3 separate regions of the Homo sapiens genome follow, and regions 1 and 3 are each linked to region 2. Evidence: chromatin contacts called from ENCODE Hi-C or POLR2A ChIA-PET data. All regions are on one chromosome and are shown on one strand. Each heading gives the region's core, a stretch centred on a gene start or an enhancer-like site at or near the end of the contact. The rest is flanking DNA. Distances are from core to core; before and after follow the strand shown.

Region 1 (3,607 bases), core at 741-3,240, 120 kb after region 2:
CATCTCTACATAAAATAAGAAAATTAACCAGGTGCAGTGGCTCACGCCTGTAATCCCAGCACTTTGGGAGGCCAAGGCGGGCAGATCACGAGGTCAAGCGATCGAGACCATCCTGGCTAACGCGGTGAAACCCGTCTCTACTAAAAATACAAAAGATTAGCCGAGCGTGGTGGCAGGCGCCTGTAGTTCCAGCTACTCGGGAGGCTGAGGCAGGAAAATGGCCTGAACCCAGGAGGCGGAGCTTGCAGTGAGCCCAGATTGCACCACTGCACTCCAGCCTGGGTGACAGAGCGAGACTCCATCTCAAAAATAAATACATAAATATTTTTAAAAAAGAAAATTACCCAAGTGTGGTGGCACGTACCTGTAATACCAGCTACTCAGGTGGCTGAGGCAGGAGAATCGCTTGAGCATAGAAGGTCAAGGCTGCAATGAGCTATGATTATGCCACTGCACTCCAGCCTGGGTGGCAGAGCAAGATCTTGTTTCTTTTTTTTCCTTTTTTTTTTGAGACGGAGTCTGACTCTGTCGCCCAGGCTGGAGTTCAGTCGCGGGATCTCGGCTCACTGCAAGCTCCGCCTCCCGGGTTCACGCCATTCTCCTGCCTCAGCCTCCCAAGTTAGCTGGGATTACAGGGGCCCGCCGTTACGCCCGGCAAATTTTTTTTGTATTTTTAATAGAGACGGGGTTTCACCGTTTTAGCCGGGATGGTTTTGATCTCGGGGCCTCGTGATCCGCCCGTCTCGCCCTCCCAAAGTGCTGGGATTACAGGCGTGAGCCACCGCGCCCGGCCAAGATCTTGTTTCTTTAAAAAATAAAATAAAGGCTGTGCACAGTGGCTCACACCTATCCTCCCAGCACTTTGGGAGGCCGAGGCAGGTGGATCACTTGAGGCCAGGAGTTCAAGACAAGCCTGGACAACATAGTGAAACCCTGTCTCTACTAAAAATGCAAAAAATTAGCCAGGCGTGGTGGTGCGCACCTGTAATCCCAGCTACTCGGGAGGCTGAGGCATGAGAATTGCTTGAACCTGAGAGGAGGAGGTGGCAGTGAGCCGAGATCATGCCACTGTACTCCAGCCTGAGCGACAGAGACTCCATCTCAAAAATAATAATAATAAATAAATAAATAAAATAAAAACACTGGCTGAATAAAATTCAAACGCCTGCCAAGTGGAGAGGGACCTTACCTAGAAGGGACCAGGGAGCCCCGGAAGGTTATAGAGCACCTCTCTTCGCAGGATGGTTGTGAGGCCTTCACAGGTCCTGGGCTCTACCCATGTCAATCACATCACACACATTAAAATGCATCCACTTTCCGTGATTTACATATACATGAGCTCATCACAGTTGAGGTCCAGATGACAGCCTGGCATGAAGTTGCCCTTGGTAGGCATTTAATTCAGCATGTGTTCATTTTAACTCTGCAGGTTTCTTTTTCTTTTCTTTTTTTTTCCTTTTTTTTTTTTTTTTTTTTTTTGAGACGGAGTCTCACTCTTTCGCCTAGGCTGGAGTGCAATGGCACGATCTCAGCTCACTGCCGCCTCCGCCTCCTGGGTTCAAACGATTCTCCTGCCTCGGCCTCCCAAGTACCTGGGATTACAGGCACCCACCACCACACCCAACTAATTTTTGTACTTTTAGTAGAGATGGGGTTTCACCATGTTGGCCAGGCTGGTCTCGAACTCCTGACCTCAAGGGATCTGCCTGCCTCAGCCTCCCAAAGTGCTGGGATTACAGGCGTGAGCCACTGCACCTGGGCCTGCAGGTTTCTTTTTGTATTCTGGAATAATTACATTTATTTTCTTTCCTTGTTAAACATTGCTGTGACCTTGAGAAACTGTGGGCCGCAGGCACCCTGCCCTGGGAGAGGCCCTGGCAGAGACCAAACAGGGCCCAGCCCCTGTGCCTTTCATACCTCCCAAGGTCCTACGGGATCAAACAGCTGACGGGACCTTTCTGTGTTGGAAACCAGCTCACACCACTAGTTTTGTCCCTGCCTAAGAGCCTCAGCTGCCGGCTCCTGTCCCTACAGTTGGCTTGACCACCCACAAATGAGACCTGAGCCTCTCCCTGCTAAACAAACACATGGTTTGGTGCTCTCAGGAACACAAGGCCACAGAAGGATTCAGTTACAGCCCTTCTGCCAGGTGGCTGGAGAGGACATCCAAGCCTGCCTGCTCAGAAAAGGAGATGGTCCAAAGCCCAGAGCCCACAGCTGCAGGGCCACAGTGGGGCAGGCAGGGACCAAGCAGGGCTGCCTCTTACGGGTCCCCATCCTGGAAAATCCATATTGACACAATTAGCATCTGGAGATGGGAGGCTGGAGCTAAATAGCCCTGAATTCCCACCCAGACTTGCCCAATTCCAGGCTGGGTAACCCCTCTTTCATTTGTAAAGTGCAATAATCATAGAACCTCCCAACTAGCACTCAGGTGGGCCTATTTTATTGCTTCATACATCACAACTACTGAAATAGGGTCATCAGCCGCTGATATCCCTGAATTTGCAGTGCTTTGCAAAATGCCTAGCACATAGTCCACACTCAATAGACATTTACAGGATGAATGAATGAACAACAGCATAGCACCGCCCTTAAGAGAGTGGGCTCTGGGGCCTGGGTTGGGATCTCTGCTCTGCCTCTCATCAGCTGTGTGAAAAAATCATCAAGCTCTCAGTTCCTTAATTCCTTTGTGTGTAAAAGGGGAAGTAAGAAAAGTAGCTACCTTGCTACTTGTCAGAAGAATAAAGGAGTCAGCTCATGCAATGTGCTTAGAGCAGTGCCTGGCACATGGTTCATTCTACATCACCATTTAAGTAAATTTAAATTTTAAAAATGAGTGAGATTCTGTAAAGTACAAAAAGCTATTTCTGCTAATCACTTGACAGATGATCCCTCCTCCCCTCCTTCCTTCCTTCCTGTTCTTCCTCATCCAAATTCAAAGGAAGCTGGAATGCCACTTACGCCAAAACGTCCAGTAAGAATGCAGAAAGAATATCCAAGCTGCACCAACATCTTCCAGCCCAATGCTCTCCCTTCCCTTTTCTATTCTGCAGGCCTGATTTGGGGGCCTGGCCACTACGCAGCCACTGAGTAAGGTGCCCCCATCGCCTGTCATACTCTTCAGGAGTCTCCCTATCAACCCCTTTCCTTCCCCCTGCAAGTCTAGGGGACCTCAGCACAGATGTGATATCAATCTACTCACCTCCTCCAACTCTTTTTTAAAAAATTGAAATATGGGTATCTACCCAAAGGAAAAGAAGTCATTATGTGAAAAAGACACATACACATGTATGTTTATAGCAGCACAATTCACAATTGCAAAAATATGGAGCCAACCCAAACGCCCATCAACCAATAAGTGGATTTTAGAAACGTGGTATATATACACCACGGAATACTACTCAGCCATAAAAAGGAACAAAATAATGTCTTTTTTTTTTTTTTTTTTTTGAGATGGAGTTTCGCTCTGTCACCCGGGCTGGAGTGCAGTGGCATGATCTCGACTCACTGCAAGCTCTGCCTCCCGGGTTCACGCCATTCTTCTGCCTCAGCCTCCCAAGTAGCTGGGACTACAGGCGCCCACCACCATGCCCAGCTAATTTTT
Region 2 (3,802 bases), core at 337-2,836:
TAGACTTTGAACACAGTTCAGATTTCAGGGGCAGTACTGAAATCTGAACTGTGTTGCTAACTGCCCTGCCTTTCAACTCAAGACACAATAACTTTGAACTAAATTAATTATATTTTTGTTGTTTTCCACTCTGTCCCCACGTCTATATCACCACCACCCCCAATCCCACCCCGCAGGAGCTAACTCCTCCTTCCTGTCCCTGCAAGATCAAAACTCCTCCTGCAAGCCCCGCTAGCTCTGTCTGCTCGCCTTCGTGGCAGATATCGCTATTGTACTTTTATACTCATTTGTGTGATAAATACTTCAATGTCCACTTCTTCCACGAGCCCCTGAGCCCCTGGAGGGCCTGGACCACACCTAGTTTTTCTCACCGTTACATCTCCCTTGTCAGGTACCTGGTAGGCGCTTAATAAGTATTTGGTGAACGAATGGCTTGTTTGGTGACAGTCCAAAGGCTGGGGGACAGAGGGAAAGCTCCCTCCTTTCGGACCCCAGACGGGTGGCGCTGATGGAGAGGAGGCTTGGATAAGGCCTCCAGGACCGAAGCGCGCACCCGTAGGGCCCCTGCCAAAAAGACCTTCCTGAAGGCGGAGGAACTGCGAGAGTGCCTACGTTGGCCCAAGGCCTGACCCGACGATCCCAGGGACCCTCGCCCTAACCGGCCCCGCCTCCCGGTCCCCAAACCCGGACTCGGCCCCGCCCTAAGCTCCGGATCCTGGGGCCCGCCCCTGGCCCCGCGTCGGCAGACCGTGGCCTCGCTGCTGGGCCTGCCTCAAACCCTCCACAGGTAACGCCTCCCGAACTTGAGCCACATTCCGATCCCCTCCTCAAACCCCTCCCCGTTTCCCACGCCCTGGACCCCTCGCTCCGTCTCGGCCCCGCCCCAAGCCCAGCTAGGTCTCGGCCCCTGAGCCCAGCCCCGACCGGCCTCCCAGTCCCTGGGTCCCTCCCGACACCGGCCCCTCCCTAAGCTCCGCCTCCCAGGGCCCGCCTCCTGAGCGCAGCCCGCAGCCCGGACTCGGCCCCGCCTCCCGGACCCTGGGCCCCTCCCCACGTCGGCCCGTCCTAAGCTCCGCCTCCCAGAGTCCGAGCACCGCCTGGCCATGTGCTACGACATAGTCAACGCCCCGCCCCGGCCCCGCCTCCTGAGCTCTTCTCTGGGTCTGGCCTTAGCGCCGCCCTAAGACCTGTCTCCTGGGCTCTGCTCCGAGTCTCGCCTCCTGAACCCAATGGCGTTTATCCCTGCCCTAATGCCCGCCTCCAGGACTCTTATCCTGCCCCCACGCAAGGCCCCGCCTCCAGGACGCCACCAACCTGGACGCTTCTGAAGCCCAGCTTCCAGGATCGCCCTATCCTGGCCCCGCCCCAGGACCCGCCAACCTGGACTCTACCCAGGACCTGCCCCCTACCCAGGACCTGCCCCAACGACGCTTATCCTGGCCCCACCCCAGGCCCCGCCCTCATAACAATCATCCTGGCCCCGCCCTAGAGTCCGCCCCCACGACGTTCCTCCTGACCCCCGGGGGACCCCCGGGCCCCGCCCCCTCTCTGCCCCCGCTCACTGCCCTGGGCCCGCCCCCTCTTCAGTCCAGGCCGGGCTTCCGCCCGGTCTGCCGGCAACGCTGCGGCCCCGCCCACGTCATGGCGCCCGAGGAGAACGCGGGGACCGAACTCTTGCTGCAGAGTTTCGAGCGCCGCTTCCTGGCGGCACGCACACTGCGCTCCTTCCCCTGGCAGGTGGGCGGCGGGGCGAGCGGAGAGGCCCGCGGGGCTCGCGGGAGTCCAGGGGCAGACGGGACGGGTCTCCGTGCTGAAGCCCCTGGCGCTCCCGCCACGTGAGTTCCTGGGCTCCCGCCGGTCAGGGCCGCGCGACCCGGTCCCCGTCCCTGGGGCCTGGCCAGAGTCGCTCGCACCCCTCCTGCCCCGCGAGCTGGCGGGGGAAGCTGGGGGCGTCTCCACAGCCTTGGGGGGCAGACGCGCGCTCGGTGTGGGGTACAGTTCACGATCATTTTCACGACTTTTTAAAGGCAGTAATCGTTCTGGTCACTGGGACACAGCTGCCCTCGCCCATTCTAAAAAGTCAGCGCCGTCAGGACCGCAGGTAACCACGTCCTCCTGAGCGCGGTGACCGGGTCACAGGCTGTCCCTCGTGCCTCAGTATTCTCATCTGTATGTTGAGCACTGCACAGAATCGGCTCATGCTCTGAGGCTGTCACGCCTGTGATGGAAGAGACAGAGAAGGGGGTGGCCTCTCCTCGCCCTGGGGACCTGCCATTCTCAGCACAGGCCCATGGCAGGCAGCAGCCTCCCTTCTGCCAGCAGAGGGGCTTAATGCACCCGGCCTCATTTGTAATTCATGTGCGGTGAGCTCACTGGGATGAGTGAGTTTGGATATATATTCCTCCCTGGGTCTGCCCCATTTTATGGGGTGTTGCTTAATCATTTGCGTTATTCCATTGACATAAAATATTTGCACTCAGAGATCATTTCTGGTCAAGAGAAATTCGTGCATTTTTAACCCAAAATAGAAACCTTCATAAAAGCATCATAGGTCTCCATTCAGTATTGACTGTAATTGTTCACATGCCCACGCTGAATGCTAACTTGGGCTCACCCTCAACACCCACGAGGTGGGTACTATTATTACCACTCACATTTGACCAGAGGGATTGTTTGATTAGGGTGCAGTAGTTGAGAGTTCAGACCCAGGAGACAGCCTGTCTGCTTCGAATCCTGGCCCAGCCCCTGGCCCTGTGTGACCTTGGGCAAGTGACTGCATCTCTCTGTGCTGTTTTCTTATTAATAAAATGGGGGATATAATGATACCTACCTCTTAGGGTTGTTGTCAGGGTTGAGTACAAAAGCCTGTGGATCAGTGCCTGGCTCATGGTAAATACATGTTGGTGTTAGCTAGTGTTTTTATTCAGTCTCAAAATGTTTAATAAATGCCTTCTGTGAGCCAGGCACCATGGATCAGCAGTACCCATGACAGATGAGGCTCTGCTTGCATGGGAGAGCCAGAGAATAAACAAATAAATAAACAAGAAAAGACCAGATGACAGTGGCTTTAAAGCCAATAAAACAGGGAAATAGTGAATGCGGGAACTGGGAAGAAGAGTCACCAAAGTCAGGGAATCAGGGAAGCCTTCCCCAAAGAGGTGGCATTTGAACTGGGGCCTGAGTGGTGAAGCAGCCAGCCATGGGAAGGGCTTGGGGAACAGGATATGCAAAGGCCCTGTGGTGGAAACAAGCCAGCTGTGGTTGAGGAACAACACCAAGGCAGCCAGTGTGGCTGGAGTGGAGTGAGCAGGGTGGGCCAGGGGTGAGGGAGAACAGGCCAGAGAGAGGGATTAGGACCAGGTCTTGTAGGGCCTTTTATGGCATGGAGGGAGCTCTGAAGCAATGAAGTGCCTTGCCCTGTGTCACATACCAGCCGAGACAGTCTGCCTAACTCGGGAGCCAAGGCTCGCTGCTGGGCTTGAGGCCCCTGTAAGAGGATAATGTAACTCAGGCTGGTATGGGCACATTCTGCATCTCCACTTAGATGGCAAGCCCATCAAACCTTGGTGCCATGGCTGCCCTGGTAATTCCTGGCTGAGCAGTGCAACCAGGGAGCTGGCCCATGACCCGGGTGGCCGCTAAGTAGCCAGGACTAATGTGGCCAAAAGTCAGCCTTCTTCCTGTGACTCATCCAGGTGCACCCTGCGACATCTGAATGTCAGGCTTTCAGCCGCTGTGGCTTCCACTTCCAACTGGCTCCACGTCCCCAGGGAGGGATCACACAGCGCTTTGCCAACACATT
Region 3 (3,429 bases), core at 889-3,388, 120 kb before region 2:
ACAAACAAACAAACAAACAAACAAACAAAAAAACACCTATCTGTGTCCAGCTTCATCCTTCCTCCTCATCAGAATCCTGATTTTGGAGAAGTAGTATATCATAATGGCTAACAGGGAAGACTTTGAATCCAGCCTGCCCGAGTTCAATTCCCAGCTTCACCACTCACTGTGTGACATTGAACAAGTTATCTAACCCTTCTGTGCCTTGGTTTCCCCACCTGCAAAATGGAGAGGCTAATCCCTTCCTAATGGAATTGTGCGGTTTAGTTGAGTTTATATATACAAATCACTTGCAACAGTGTCTGGCATGTAGTAAGTGCTCAAAAACTGTTGCCATACTGGCTTTTGTCCGCATGTTTATTATTTTCAGCCTTATTTGATTTGCCTCTTGCTATAAGCTTCCTTGAGCCCTTTTGGGGAAGAAGCAGAACACAAATCAATTTAATAAATGGACTACTCAAATATAACATTTACAAGGTGGACTTAATCTAACAGATTTCTCCTAATAAGACACATTTGCAAGTTAAACTGTCTAATTTGGTAATATCTTTCAACATGTTAAGTGCACGGACCCTCTGCCCAGCAATCTCACTTCTGGGGACTGATCCTCGAGATACAACTGCATGAGTGACCCCAAATGGTACATGAGGAAATTTTATTGCAGCATCGTTTAGAAAAGCAAACAACCAAAACAACCGAAGTGTCCCTGATGGGAGTTCGGCTAAATGAATTTATGGTATAGCCATAAAGCAGAATATGCACAGCTACTAAAAAATGGAGCAAGCTTTTATGCGCCAGCATAGAGAGATCCTTAGGACATGTGGCTTCTGTAAAAAAGGAGCTGCACAATGTTGTATAGAGCATGACTCATTTGTGCTTCTAAGTATATGTGTACTCCTACATAAACTCATACACATATGTACACATGCACACACAGATACTCACCACAGTCATTATATCTACATTTTACAGATGACACTGAAACCCAGATTTTGGATTTTGTTTTTTTAATCCCAACTGACAGTCACTGTCTTTTAATTAAAAAAAAAAAAAGTACAATCTACTTAGTGTAAGTGATATGCTTGATTTTGATCCTTTGATACTGCTTCATGCTTGTTATTTATTTTCCTTTATTTCCTATTTTCATTTTTCCCTGGTTGGAACAAGCTTTTGTTTGCTCCCTCTTGTCTTTAGGAATTGACTTTCCCTTTCCAAGCATTCATAAATATGTTTCTCTATCATTCTATGGAAACAAGATGCCAACCCCTGCCTTCACCAAATGTTATCATTCCTTCTTCTTCTGCCTGCCTCTCCTCAATAAGATAAGGGCTTTTTAAGGCTTCCACCAAACTCCTTCCACCACCCTCTTAGTTTTGCTGAGAAATGTTCTAACTGGAGCTATTGGGTATTTCTGTTTTAATGAAAACAATTCAATGCCATGTTTCTGCCTTATGTGTTGAAACCACCCTCTTTCTCTGGATTGAGTAATGCACTGAAGCTTTCCAGATTTAACCAATAAGTTCACTTGCAAACAGCAGAAACACAATTCAAACCAGCTTACATTAAAATACTGGCAACTTATGTACCCCGCAAGTTTGAGGGGATGGTCCTAGTGCGCTGGATTTCTCGCCAGGCCTTAGCTGCCTCCCTGCGGGGAAGGGCTCGGGACCTGCAGCCCACCATGCCTGAGCCTCCCCGCCGTGGGCTCCTGCGCTGCCGGAGCCTCCCCGACGAGCGCCGCCCCCTGCTCCATGGCGCCCAGTCCCATCGACCACCCAAGGGCTGAGGAGTGCGGGCGCACGGCACAGGACTAGCAGGCAGCTCCACCTGCGGCCCCGGTGCAGAATCCACTGGGTGAAGCCAGCTGGGCTCCTGAGTGTGGTGGGGACTTGGAGAACCTTTATGTCTAGCTAAGGGATTGTAAATACACCAATCAGCACTCTGTATCTAGCTCAAGGTTTGTAAACACACCAGTCAGCACCCTGTGTCTAGCTCAGGGTTTGTGAATGCACCAGTCGACACTCTGTATCTAGCTAATCTAGTGGGGAGGTGGAGAACTTTTGTGTCCACCCTCTGTATCTAGCTAATCTAGTAGGGAGGGGGAGAACTTTTGTGTCTAGCTAAAGGATTGTAAACGCACCAATCAGCACCCTGTCAAAGCAGACCAATCAGCTGTCTGTAAAACCAACCAATCAGCTCTCTGTAAAATGGACCAATCAGCAGGATGTGGGTGGGGCCAGATAAGGGAATAAAAGCAGGCTGCCCCAGCCAGTAGTGGCAACCTGCTGGGGTCCCCTTCCACGCTGTGGCAGCTTTGTTCTTTGGCTCTTTGCAATAAATCTTGCTGCTGCTCACTCTTTAGGTCCACACTCCCTTTATGAGCTGTAACACTCACCACAAAGGTCTGCAGCTTCACTCCTGAAGCCAGCGAGACCACGAGCCCACCAGGAGGAAGAAACTCTGAACGCATCCGAACATCAGAAGGAACAAACTGCGGACACGCCCTCTTTAAGAACTGAGACACTCACCGTGAGGGTCCGCAGCTTCATTCTTGAAGTCAGTGAGACCAAGAACCCACCAATTCCGGACAACTAGCTTCAGACTTAGCTGCATCTAGGTTCAAATAATGTCATCAGGGTCCTCTGTATGTCTCTCTCTTTATCCCTCAGCTCCACTTTGCTTTATTATCAGACAAGCTTTATCCAGGTGGACACAAGACGGCAGTTCACGGTCTCAAGCCTGTGTACTACACACAGCCCTCAATACCAGCTTAGGAGAAAGTGTCTTTCCCACAACCTCTGAGAAAAGACTCATGGAAAGTAGTGATTGGTCCATTCTTAGGATATATCCATTCCTGGACCAATCAATGTGGCCAGCAGGATTGAGTCCTCTGATTGGACAAGGCTGAGTCATGTGACCTCCCTGAACCACATAAACTGAATAATACTGTTCTGAAAATAGGAGAAAGTGGTTTGCAGAAAAGATGAGGTGCTGGCCTGACCACGGTGCGTGCCCCTTGGTCAACAAACAGAATCTGAAGAATCCAGGAAATCACAAAGGATTCTAAGAGGTCACAAAGACTGATGTTATCAGGCCCCAAAGCTTCTACATGAGTGTCAAGAGAAAAAATACCTTGATCACTCAGGTGCCCTCTCCTCAGTTTTTCTCTGTCCAGGCTTGAAGAACTATAACCATTTCCAAGTTCTAAAAGGACAGGTGGGGGAGTTATTTGTTTGTTTATTTGTTTGTTTTGATTTCAGAAAGATGTGAACTCCAGGATCTCTTGAGAGACTGCCAGGTAAGCAACCCTGTGGTTAAAATTCAGTCTTTGGTCCCACACTCATGATAAATGCAATCATAGCTTCATACATCTGGCATCAAGAAACAGTAATCTTTCAGCAAAAACTCTCACTTGGTGTATTTTTCTCA

The links. Hi-C counts contacts between places; a loop is a spot of excess contacts on that map. ChIA-PET counts read pairs that join two places held with the same protein, here RNA polymerase II (POLR2A). Pooled maps may share reads with other maps.
Region 1: a pooled map shows a loop between it and region 2 (5-fold over the local background). The contact joins the enhancer-like site here to the promoter of EEF2KMT in region 2. A Hi-C loop is called at or near these places in 1 of 168 maps with a recorded cell type or tissue (thyroid gland), 1 of 37 single-sample maps with no recorded cell type and 4 of 50 pooled maps. POLR2A ChIA-PET finds 5 or more read pairs at or near these places in 1 of 52 experiments (WTC11).
Region 3: a map with no recorded cell type shows a loop between it and region 2 (2.8-fold over the local background). The contact joins the promoter of LINC02164 here to the promoter of EEF2KMT in region 2. A Hi-C loop is called at or near these places in 1 of 168 maps with a recorded cell type or tissue (GM12878), 7 of 37 single-sample maps with no recorded cell type and 3 of 50 pooled maps.

Annotation. Positions count from the first base shown.
Region 1 is chr16:4,975,319-4,978,925 of GRCh38, reverse strand. All of the region lies in intron 2 of SEC14L5 (SEC14 like lipid binding 5), which reads right to left. Among named protein-coding and RNA genes, the nearest start is that of SEC14L5, 19 kb to the right of the region's middle. Within about 2 kb of position 1,990, at least 8 of the 41 ENCODE cell types and tissues checked have a DNase peak (open chromatin) inside an H3K27ac peak, as active enhancers do.
Region 2 is chr16:5,095,579-5,099,380 of GRCh38, reverse strand. EEF2KMT (eukaryotic elongation factor 2 lysine methyltransferase) reads left to right here and starts at 1,586. Exons shown (of 8, transcript NM_201400.4): 1 at 1,586-1,737. The coding sequence starts at 1,642. RefSeq lists silencers at 596-1,135, 1,446-1,575, 1,746-1,905 and enhancers at 1,342-1,967, 3,456-3,802.
Region 3 is chr16:5,220,374-5,223,802 of GRCh38, reverse strand. LINC02164 (long intergenic non-protein coding RNA 2164) reads left to right here and starts at 2,138. Exons shown (of 3, transcript XR_933033.2): 1 at 2,138-3,298. The region is part of intron 1 of LOC105371067 (a long non-coding RNA gene); the gene reads right to left.